Linked DNA regions of Homo sapiens: all the other regions are linked to region 3. A link is a contact called in ENCODE Hi-C or POLR2A ChIA-PET data. All regions are on one chromosome and are shown on one strand. The core of a region is the stretch at or near the end of the contact, and the rest is flanking DNA. Distances in the headings are between cores, read along the strand shown.

The links. A loop is a pair of places that touch in the nucleus more often than their neighbours do. ChIA-PET counts read pairs that join two places held with the same protein, here RNA polymerase II (POLR2A). Pooled maps may share reads with other maps.
Region 1: a loop to region 3 is called in a pooled map, with 4 times the contacts of the local background. The contact joins two enhancer-like sites. A Hi-C loop is called at or near these places in 10 of 37 single-sample maps with no recorded cell type and 5 of 50 pooled maps.
Region 2: a pooled map shows a loop between it and region 3 (2.9-fold over the local background). The contact joins two enhancer-like sites. A Hi-C loop is called at or near these places in 1 of 37 single-sample maps with no recorded cell type and 4 of 50 pooled maps. POLR2A ChIA-PET finds 5 or more read pairs at or near these places in 1 of 52 experiments (naive thymus-derived CD4-positive, alpha-beta T cell).

What each region holds. Positions count from the first base shown.
Region 1 is chr2:43,130,381-43,134,221 of GRCh38, reverse strand. It overlaps LOC105374570 (a long non-coding RNA gene), which reads right to left. Exons shown (of 3, transcript XR_940018.3): 3 at 1,848-3,168. Among named protein-coding and RNA genes, the nearest start is that of LINC02580, 30 kb to the right of the region's middle. RefSeq lists enhancers at 1-186, 354-403, 187-950, 3,049-3,108 and a silencer at 2,509-2,558. Within about 2 kb of position 2,126, at least 16 of the 41 ENCODE cell types and tissues checked have a DNase peak (open chromatin) inside an H3K27ac peak, as active enhancers do.
Region 2 is chr2:43,575,330-43,579,199 of GRCh38, reverse strand. It overlaps THADA (THADA armadillo repeat containing), which reads left to right. Exons shown (of 38, transcript NM_022065.5): 9 at 593-687; 10 at 1,958-2,178. Among named protein-coding and RNA genes, the nearest start is that of THADA, 19 kb to the left of the region's middle. Within about 2 kb of position 2,065, at least 2 of the 41 ENCODE cell types and tissues checked have a DNase peak (open chromatin) inside an H3K27ac peak, as active enhancers do.
Region 3 is chr2:43,386,452-43,390,244 of GRCh38, reverse strand. All of the region lies in intron 29 of THADA (THADA armadillo repeat containing), which reads left to right. Among named protein-coding and RNA genes, the nearest start is that of LINC01126, 160 kb to the right of the region's middle. Within about 2 kb of position 2,269, at least 3 of the 41 ENCODE cell types and tissues checked have a DNase peak (open chromatin) inside an H3K27ac peak, as active enhancers do.

The sequences.
Region 1 (3,841 bases), core at 877-3,376, 260 kb after region 3:
CCGACACATGGGCGCCCAGCTTTGTTTGTCAGTTCTTTCCTTTGAGGGAAGCGTTATTTCTTTTGCCTTCTCATGTCAAAACCACATCCCTGCGGGAGGGTTTCACATTCAGCCCTTAGTGGTGTTGAGCTTGTCTGCCCAGGCCTCCCTCACGCGCACACCATGTGGCCAGTCCTGGGGAGCATGCCGGTCCCCTGCTCAGAAACCTGCTGCTGCCCAGGGCCTACCAGGTCCAGCCCCGCACTCAGACCCAGTGCTCGAGGCCCTGCCCTGCCGCCTTCCCTACCCCAGGCATCCTGCTTTGCGGGCAGATGTGTGGCCTTGAGCCAGGTGTCCAGGTTCAATGCCAGCACTGTATGACTGGCAAGTCACTTAGCCTCTTTGTGCCCAGGTTCTCTTCCTCGCAGAACTATTGTGAGAGTTAAGTAGGTTCACATATGCAAAGTGCTTAGCACAGCACCTACTGTGCAGGTAAGGTGTCAATTAATATTAGCTGCCATGATGATCATTTCCTGCCTCAAAGTCAGGAGGGCCTGAGAAATGGCTTTGTCAGGGCTTTGCAGCCCAGCTCTGGCCTCCCAGACTGAGCCAGCTGCTTCCAGGTCACCTGGGAGCTTGTTGGAGACTCAGAGTCCCAAGCCGCTCTAGGGGTTGTGACACAGCAGCTGTGGGCTGGGCTGGGGTGGTGGGGCTGGGGGCCTCACACCTGGGCCTGCAGGCATCTGTGGGACAGGAATCCCCTGCAAGGCCCTTCCCCAGCCTCAGGCTGGTCCACCCACCCGAGTCTTTCCAATTCTGCTTCTCCAGATCCCCTGTGCCTTGCAAGGTTCCTGTCCTGCAGGAAGTAGGCCCACAAACCCTGCCGCCGACACCCCACAACCCCTCCTTCCTGGAGCCTCAGTTTCCTCAAGTATGAAAGGGGATAAAAAATGCCCACATCTCAGGATTAACATCAAGCAAGGTCTTAGATGAAAAGCACCTGGCCCATGGCAGCCGAGAAGGCTAGTTATTATTACTGCTATTGGTGTTATTGCCCGCACCCTGCACCTGCTGAGCACCTGCATGTTCCTCTGGGTTCCCGGCAGGGTCTAAATGCCTAAACTCACATCAGGTGTTAGGGAAGTTGTGTTGACCAGGGTGGACTCTGATTAACCTTCCACCTCCTTGCCTTGGGCTCTTGGAGCTGAGAGGGAGCACCATGGCTGGAGTCTGAGTGTGGCTGGCCCTCACTCAAAACAGCCTGAGTGAAGGAGGAAGGAAGAGAGGTTGAACTGAGTGGCTTGGGCCCCAAAGGATGTTGAAAGCTAGGCCGCGGAGTGACAGTTCTTGGGGGCCCCACTGTAGCTCCCTGCCCGCCCCACCGGCTGCTGTCAGTGGGAAGTGCACAGGCCCGGGGTGGGTAGAGGTAGGGTCCCAGCCTGGGCCAGCTCCCCGGGCCCTGCCACTGCAGACCTGGGCAGCCACCAGAGCTTTGCGTCTTGGGGTCAGCATTGCCTTCTCCAGGCTCCTCCAGTGGAAGCCGCCTCCTCACCGCACCCCCAGGCCCCACCTCGCCCCACCTCACCCCACCTCGCCCCACCTCACCCCACCTCGCCCCACCTCACCCCACCTCGCCCCACCTCACCTAGGCGCAGCCCCAGAAAATATCTATGAAGCACTCACTTCATAGATAGCACCTGTGCCAGGTGGTTTCAGTTCCACAACCTCATTTAATCCTCCACAATTCCCTGACATTTTATAGGAAAGAAAACTGGCTCAGAGAGGCTGAGTAACCTGCTCAAGATGACACAGCTTGTGGGTGGCTGAGTTGGCCTTCCAACCCAGATTCCTGTCATGTTCCTCAAGCCGACAGGTGGGTGAATTTGTGCTGGAAGAGACTATGCGACTAGGCCTCTTGTTTGTTGGGGGAAGAAATAGACACCCTGCACTGGGAATTGAGCGCCCCAGGCCATGCCGCAGGCTCCTGGCAGAACCAGGACGGGTTATAGAAACTTCTTTTGGCATTGGGTGCCAATGGGAGGGGCTCTGCCGGGAAGGCTTCCTCCTTTGCTGCCTCCAGGTCTCCCCTCAGAGGCCACCTCCCCACAGAGAAGCCTTTCTGGCAGTCCTAGCTGAAGTAGGGCACTATCACCCTCTATCCTGGGCTGGCTTTAGTTTTCTTTGTAGCACTTATTGTCACTTGCAGTTTTATGTATCCAATTATTTATTTATTGGTTCTCCCCCATGCTAGAATATGAACTCCATGAGCTCCAGGAGGGTCTGTCTTGTTCCCTTGCCTAGAATAGTACCTTGCACAAACGCCACAATTTTTTTGTGGAATGAATGAATGAGAGTGTCAGGTGATAAAGAAGCAAGCATACATGGGGGAAAGTTTGGTGTGATAATTCTGGTGGAGGAGGGAACTGAGAAGTAATTTACAAAAGGGAAGGGGCAGGGCCACTGTGGACAGCCATAGCATCTGGCACGAAGACTGCCAAGTGAATGGTGCCCCCTGCAGTTGGACAGTTCTCAACTTGGACAACAGTCCATGGTGCCCTTAAGGGTGGGAAGGGACCATCCCCTCAGCAGGGACTGAGGGAGAAGGGAGCCATGAATGGGGCAGGTCTGCAGGTGCCCTCAGCGGGAGGAACAGGCTGTTCCCTCTGTAAGGACGCCACGTGGTTGCGGTTAGCAGTTTGCCATCCGGTGTTGTCTCCACAGACAGTTGTCCAACCAGGGAGGGGGCTACTGCTCTGCTGTGAGCAATCGCTAGTACCTGGAGCACCCAGCAGGCTTCGGGCAGGAAAATCACCTGACACACCCCACAAACACACACCAAACACTGTGGACAAAGATAATCGCACAGGCAGAGGGGGGCTGTTTCCTGAGCCAGCCCCGGGCTCAGAGGTGGAGGACACTGTGTACTGAGGTCTCTCCCCTGAGCAGGGGCCTCGGTGAGGAACTTGTCACAGCTCTGTGGCCTGCCCCCCTTCCTCCTCCCCAGCCCCACAGGCTGGGCACAACAACAATCACCTGGCGATCGCAGGCCGTCTTCAGTGAGTCACCCTGCCCACAGTGAGCCTGGCTGGACGATGTTATCAGCTCCCCTGCTTACTTAATTCCTTGGGTGACATCACCACCGCCTCCGTCTTCTCCTTCTCGGCACTGTAGCCTGCAGCCTGGCATATCCTGGAAGGGAAGGCGGTGGAGGTCTCTTGCCAGAAACTACCAGGGCAGGTAAATTGGAACCTTCAGTTCCTTGACCTTTAGCCCCAAGGGGCTTGCCCTAGTTTCTTGCTTTGCACACAGGGGCCTCAGTTTACCTCCCAGGAGATGCTGTCTGCAGTGAAGCCCTGGGAAACACATGGCACCTCTACTCTGTGCTCATTCCCTCTCTCCTTGTGCAGAGGGGGTTTCCTGTTGGACAGAGGCCAAGCTGCTTGCCCTTCAATGTGTCCAAGTTTATCCTGGGGTTGTACCCCCAAGTCCAGCCTAAGTTCTGTCTCGCGTGGACACAGCTGCCTCCGAGCCTCTGTGATGGGCCTTTGGGTTCCCAGGCTCTCCCAGGCTCAGATGGGGCAGCCCTGCTGGCCTTCTACCCGCCTCTGTGTCCGGCCACCATGACCTGGGACTCAGCCCCTCACCTCCTGGGAGCCCAGGCCAGCCCTTCCCCGCCACAGCCTAGCATTCCCTTTTGCGTCCCCTCACCTTCACCCTTGCCAATACCGACCTGCAGGCCCAGTGGCACATGGGAAGTGCTGTAGGGTCAGTATAGCAATGACAGAAGTGACTGGAGATGTGTGTGGTTCCCTTTCAGCCTGGCCTCCTCCTCTGCATCCCAGTGGGATGAGGGAGGGGATTA
Region 2 (3,870 bases), core at 816-3,315, 190 kb before region 3:
TGTTAGAGGAGAGAGGAAGGAATCACGTTTATTGAGTATCTATATGCTGGGCTTAAAAGCCTTTATATTCAGCCGGGCACAGTGGCTCATGCCTGTAATCCCAACACTTTGGGAGGCCGAGGCAGGCGGATCACAAGGTCAAGAGATCGAGACCATCATGGCCAACGTGGTGAAACCCCATCTCTACTAAAGATACAAAAATTAGCTGGGTGTGGTGGCACGCGCCTGTAGTCCCAGCTACTTGGGAGGCTGAGGCAGGAGAATCGCCTGAACCCAGGAAGTAGAGGTTGCAGTGAGCTGAGGTCACGCTACTACACTCCAGCCTGTCAACAGAGTGAGACTCCTTCTAAAAAGCGTTTATGTTCATTATTCATCTAAACCTGACACTGCCTCAGTTAAGAGTTATCCCATTTTACCCAAGAGAAAAGAGAGTCTGTGGGATGTTAAATAACTTAGGTAAGACCTATTCACCCAGGAAGTGGTCAGACTAGAAATTGTACCCAGGCCTATCTGGCTGCTCAGCATCTGCTCTTTCCACTCTACCAGAATATTCATTATTTAACACAAGCTTCTCTCCTTTTTTGCCAAATAGATGATCTGTTACAGACTGTACAGAGCACATCTGGATTAGCTATTATTCTTTTTATTAAGACTATGTTTCACCCGTCTGAAAAGATTCCTCATTTGGTAAGTGCATCTCCTTTTTAGAATTGTACTTTATTGAGAGTTAGGGTATGTTTAAAAAATAATTTTGGCTTGGTGCAGTGGCTCACACTTATAATCCCAACACTTTGGGAGGCCAGGGCAGGAGGGTCACTTGAGGCCAGGAGTTTGAGATTAGCCTGGGGAGTTTAGCTAGACCTTGTCTCTACAAAAAAAAAAAAAGAAAATTTGCTGGGTATGGTGGTGCACAGCTGTAGTCCCAGCTCTTTGAGAGGTTGAGGTAGGAGGATCGCTTGAGCCTAGGAGTTTAAGGCTGCAGTGAGATAAGATTGCACCAGTCTGGGCAACAGAGTGAGACCTTGTCTCTTAAAAAAAAAAAAAATTAAAAATATTTTTAAAGAAGTGAATTAAAATAATTTTTTTTTGCATTGTCTGGTTCCTTCTGATGACCTTTTTCTGTTATAATAAGAGACAATTCCAAAAATTCAGATAAAGCAACAATAACAAAAAGACAATAACAGTCACCTGTAAGTCCATCTCACAAAGATAATCACTATAAACATTTTTGATGTACATTCTTTTAGTTTCTTTTTAGTGCTGTTTGTTCAGTGTCATCTCTCATTAGTATCTTAAAAGATATTTTTAATGTTAAAATTATGCATATCAATGTATAGATATATACACAGTAATAACTTTTCTGATAAATGTATTCTTTATTGAGAATAACCCAAATCATGTGCTTTAGACAGGAAGCATGCTAGATAGAGTCAATTGTTCAGTAAATTTGCTTCTTACAGAAAGTATAATTTGATAATTTAGGCCACAATCCTTGTATTTTTTACTAGTAGATTTCTTTTTTTGCTTGCTATATTGTATGGAAACTTATTTTATCTTTTTACCTGACCTTAGAAAAATATATTATGAGATCACACAAAGTAATTATCTTTGGATAAGTCGAAGATGTTTATTTCTCAAATCACCTCTAAAAGCATTTGTTTAAAAAAAAAATACATACCAAAAAAAAAAAGCAGTTGTTAAGCTTATCCACCTGCAGGTGGCGATGTGTTGTGCTCTGCCAGTACATTCCAACCAGCAAAATCATTCTCGTACTTGATGTAATTTTTTTCCTTTAATACTAATACAATAATCATGACATTTGTGGGTATTTTATCTTTGGATTTAGTCATTTTTCCTAGGATTTTTCAGGGGAAAGAGATGTTTGGGTTTGTATTTTGAAATATCTCTGAAAAGTTTTAAAAGCTTTATGTGTGTTAGCTCTGCTATATTTTTCCAGATTAGCAGTGTGCTGCTTCGTTCAGTGGACTGCACCAGTGTCCCCGAGTGGTTTATGAGCAGCTGCAGGAGCCTCTGTTGTGGTGACATCTCTCAGTCAGCTGTCTTATTCCTCTGTCAGGGGACACTTGCCATGTTGGACTGGCAGAACGGAAGCATGGGTCGGAGTGGGGAGGCCCTGCTCTTGGATACTGCACATGTTTTGTTCACCTTGAGTTCACAGTGAGTTTTGATGCTATCGTCTCATATTTTGTTTCACTTGTAAGACATTTAGAAGATGCAGTCCAAAAGCTGGAGTGGCTTGTGCCTCTAATCCCAGCTACCCTCCCAGTAGGCTGAGGCAAGAGGATCACTTGAGGCCAGGAGTTCAAAACCAGCCTTGGTGACATAGTGAGACTGTGTCTGTACAAAACTTTTAAAACTTAGCTGGGTGTGGTGGCATGCGCCTGTAGTCTCAGCTACGTGGGAGGCTGAGGTGAGAACATTGCTTGAGCCCAGGAGGCCGAGGATGCAGTGAGATATGATTGTGCCACTGCACTCAAGCCTGGGCGACAGAGTGAGATCCTGTCTTAAAAAAATAAATAAATAAAATTATTGCTGCAGGTTAGCCTGTAAAGAACATTTCTAAAATTAATTTTTAACATTTTCAATGTTATCGTTTTTAAAAACTATAAAAATTTTTATATGTATAGTGTTTTAGAATTTATAAAGAACTTCAACATAGGTAATCTAATGTGATCCTCAAATGGCTACTATATAGGATAAGAAATCTAATTTGTTGAATGGGCAAAGGGAGGCTTAGAAAAGTAAATGCTTACCTGAGACCATATTGCTAATAAGAACCTGAAACAGCAATCTTAGAAGGTCTTCTGACTTCATGGGGCTGTATTTTGTATTTTTGTGGTGTTTTTGCCATAATGGCTGAAAGTGATCATGTATATGAAATGTCGAAACATATATACAGCTTGATAATACTGAACATATGAATAAAGGAGGAAAACTAAAATAATTTTTTACATATTTGAGCTATATTATGCAATTCATAAATTTGAAGTGTACAATTCAGTTTATTAGTTTATTCACAGAGTTGTACAACCACCAGCATTTCTAAAATTAATTTTTAATATTCTCTTTGCTATATTTTTTCTTTAAAAATTTTTTTCCTGAAATTTGTTTTTAGCATCATTTTTTAAAACTATAAAAGTTTCTACATGTGTAGTGCTTTAGAATTTATGAAGCACTTTAACATAGGTAATCTAAAGTGATCCTTATCAACATTTCTGAAATGAAGTTTTAACATCTTAAAAGTTAATTCAAACAACTTTAGAATATTTTTATCACAGAGAAGCCCCATTCCCCCAACCATCTCCAACACTTGGCTTTCCTTATCTTTTAAATTACATGTGTAGGCCGGGCATGGTGGCTCAAGCCTGTAATCCCAGGCTTGCAGATCTCAGGCAGGTGGATCACTTGAGGTCAGGAGTTCAAGACCAGCCTGGTCAACATGGTGAAACCCTGTCTCTACTAAAAATACAAAAAATTATCTAGGCATGGGGGCATGCGCCTGTAATCCCAGCTACTGAGGCGGCTGAGGCAGGAGAATCGCTTGAACCTGGGAGGCAGGGGTTGCAGTGAGCCGAGATCGCACCACTGCACTCCAGCCTGGGTGACAGCAAGACCCTGTCTCAAATAAATAAATAAATAAATAACTTGTGTAATCATCACAGTCAAGGTAGTGAATATTTCCATCATCCCCCAAATTTCCCTATGTCCCTTCCTGGACTATTATTATTTTTGAGACAAAGTCTCGCTTTGTCACCCAGGCTGGAGTGTAGTGGCATGAGCACAGCTCATTGCAGTCTCACTCCTGAGCTCAAGCAATCCTCCCACCTCAGCTTCCCAAGTAGCTGGGAC
Region 3 (3,793 bases), core at 1,020-3,519:
ATGCCAGGACTGCTGGGGACTCTGAAACCCTTTTCTTCTGGAATCACCGTGAATACCGTCAGTCTGTCATGGTTCTGATGAGCTTAGGCAAAGAGCAAAGTATCCATCATATTACTTCCTCTGCTTTCTGGTATGACCTTTACCTTAACCCTCTGGACCTGGGCCTTAGAGATGTAGAGTAAATGTGGAGAATGTTTATTCTTCTGCTTAGCAAATATTTATTGAGAAGTTAAGTACATACTATGTCAGGTACTGTGGAGGATACAAAGAAAATTTATAGCATATTCTCTGCTCTCAAGAAGCTTATGAGCTACCTGGAAAATAAACCATTGACACTGCAGACAATTACACAGAAATACGTGGCTACATGTTATGTGCACCAAGCATGTGGCCGAGATCACACATCTGAGAGGCAAGACCAGGATGGACTGGAGACATGAGAGAAGGCTTCAGGGGAACATTGGGCCTTGGGATAAACCTTGAAACTAGCTTTCTGTTTTTGAGGCAAGGGACATGGTATGAGCCCAGGCATGGAGGAGGGCATCAGAAAGTGTTTGCAGGAGGCAGTGAGTAAACCAGCCTGTTGTGTCAAGGAGAGAGGATGTGTGAATGGCAGGGTGGGTGCAGGTCAGCATGTGAGAGACCACAAATGCCGGGCCAAGCAGTTTGGGCTCTGTAGGCCTGTAGCCTTCAAAGTGGGGTTTGCAAGACAATAATATATGTGGAAGAATACGTTAGTGTGTTATTTCTTTTATCGCATCCTGTTTTATTATTATTATGGTTATTGTTAGAGACTAGGGTATCGCTATGGTGCATAGGCTGGCCTTGAGCTCCTAGGCTCAAGTGGTCCCCCTGCCTCAGCCTCCAGAGTAGATGGGACTACAGGTGTACCTGGCTTTTAGCTATTATTTTACATTTGATATGTAATGTACATAATGTATTAATAGAATAATATATAATTTCTAAGTTAATAAGTACACAAAAGCTGGGAGCATGTGCTCAGAAAGGTCCTTTCAGGTAGTAGGTAAGAGTGGACTCTGGAGCCAGCTTGTCTCCCTCTGGATCCTAGCTCTGCTGCTTACTAGCTGTGTTATTTTGGGTGAGTTACTTAATTTCTGTGCCTCCACTTCTTCTGTAAATGGGAAAATAAAATGACCTCATAGGGTGGCTGCGAAGATTAAATGAGTTAATATGCGGGAAGTGGGTAGCAAGGTCTCTGGTATATAGTAAATGCTCAGTAAATGTTAGTTGCTATTATTAATACTTGCTGCTACTGCCACCACCACTGCTACGGGCGGGGGGTGAGGGGGTTATGATTAAAAATGTAAGAATCACTGGTGTAGATGGTGAGTAAAAGACCTTGAGCTAAAGAAAAATGTGTTTAAAAAAATTAATGTTGTACATTGAAATAATACTGTAAAACATGAGGATTCCTATTGATGTGTGAGTGCATGAGACAAATAAGTCCATTTTCAGCAATTTTGACTTTATGTGTTATCATATTTCACAGAGAGGTTCCTCCGGTCAGTCACTGTGTTCTCTGCCTTCCTGTAGATCATGTTAAAGATTATAAGAGCTGAGATTAGCTCAAATTTTTAAGGGCAGAGTTCTTGCCTATCAGGTTGTTATTCCTTGCACCTGTTTTGTTTTGAATTACATCCTCTCCCTCAGATCCCACTGGAAACTTGAGGAATCAGTGTCTCACACTGTCTGAGACAAAGGACTCTTTTATCATGGGAAGGGAGAAATTTGAAGTTCATAAAGTGAAAGGAGATACAGGATCCTCCTAGATAGATTAATCTAGCACATTCCAAGTTTTTTTTTCATCTTGGAAGATATGCTTTCCATCCCCTGCGAGCCATTCCACTCTTACTGTCTGAGACTTCATATGACTGACGATAATTCTGAATATACTTTAAAAATTATGCAACACAACAAAACATCTCACCGTGGGTACACTGTCAGGCTTTTGTCATTTCCTAGAATCCCTGTAAAATATCTGATGGTATGTGGTCCCATAATGTGAAGGGATTTGTTTGGTGGTTCCCAACCAATAAAAATAGTATTATTTGTTGTTATTTGTTTTTAGTATATGCAAATGGAATAGGCCAAAAGTAAGACCTTTGTTTTTATTGGGATAGCATATTTGAGATTGCACGTTTATGTACTTGTGCTATAGCTCTTAGATATATTTATGGCACCCAACGTATTTGAGTTACTAAGGACACAGCTGACCATTTAAAAGCACTGTGGTTGAGTATAGCCAATTTGGCAGCCACCCCAGATGCCTGAAGTAAAATTGACACACAGGCTTAAAGGAAAGTTTAAATAAGTAATAAAACTCTTTTCCTATTTTAGACCATATTGTTGTTCATGACATTCTTGCATTTCTCTGTATTGCTACCCACTTCACCCTTTGCTTTTGTGGCAGGGCTTCTCAGCCTCGGCACTCTTGACATTCTTTGTTGTGGGTGTGTGCGTTGTGCAATGTGGTGTGTTTGGTAGCACCCCTCCTTCATTTGTGACAACAACAACCAAAAATGTCTCTAGACATTTCCCTATGTCCCCTAGGGAGGCAGGGGGCGGAGGCGGGGGCAAAATTGCCCCTAGTTGAGAACCTTTGTTCCATGGTACCTATGGATTTTCCCCATCATCCTGTGGGACAAGGTGTGATACAGCTCTTAAATACCAGCAACCACCAAAGAAACCATTCCTGACCCGGGCAGAAGTTGTGGCTCAGCATACTACAGTGAGCTGTGCATAGGCATTAATGAAAAGGTAGGGGGATACAAAACTCAGACTGGAGTCACTAAGGAGGCACTTTCCTTCCTCTCTTTCTGTCTTTCTACTGGAAAAGTGTTATGAACATATAAGCCAGCTCACTTTTAAAATCCTAGCTTCTTATAGCTTGCTTCATGTCCTTGTTCCAACCTGCCTCTCATCCACTTTCATAATGTATAGTTGAAACTGAATTCTGCCCTCCTCAGAGTCAGAGAGCATAACATTCTAGTTTCTGTTTACCTAAGGAAGCTTCGGAAAATGACACATAATTAAAATTTTCTCACTTCTTTACTTGAAACACTGATGAATTGCTAGGTACAGTTGCTGTCTGTTTCATTGATCCTCTCTTGGGTGGGGGACAAGAGGCTGTGTGAATGAATCTTCTCTAAAAACAGAGGTTCTACTGAAAACTTAACCCAGAACATAAAAATGTTTTCTTTGAGTTAAGCATAAAGCTTTGTCCATATTCCCAGATTCAGACCTCAGAAAGGAAACTCGTGGATAAATCTAACGGGTACTGAACATACATGACGGAGATAGTAATTATGCTTTTTTTTTTTTTTTTTGAGAGGAAATCTCACTCTGTAGCCCAGGCGAGAGTGCAGTGGCATGCTCTCGGCTCACTGCAACCTCTGCCTCCCGGGTTCAAGCAAATTCTCCTGCCTCAGCCTCCCGAGTAGCTGGAATTACAGGCACGCGCCACTGGCACCTGGCTAATTTTTTGTATGTTTTAGTAGAGATGGGGTTTCACCATGTTGGCCAGGCTGGTCTTGAACCCCCAACCTCAGGTAATCTACCCGTCTCAGCCTCCTAAAGTGCTAGGATTACAGGCGTGAGCCACTGTGCCCAGCCCGTAATTATGTTAATATTATTTTTTAAAGGACCTTAAATATTATACATGCCTCATATATGTAAATGTCTAGAAAGTCAGTAGTAAATCTGTCACTTGACTCTCAAAGTAGTATGATGCATACAAATAAGACCTTTAAAAGCATATCCTTATTATTGCTTT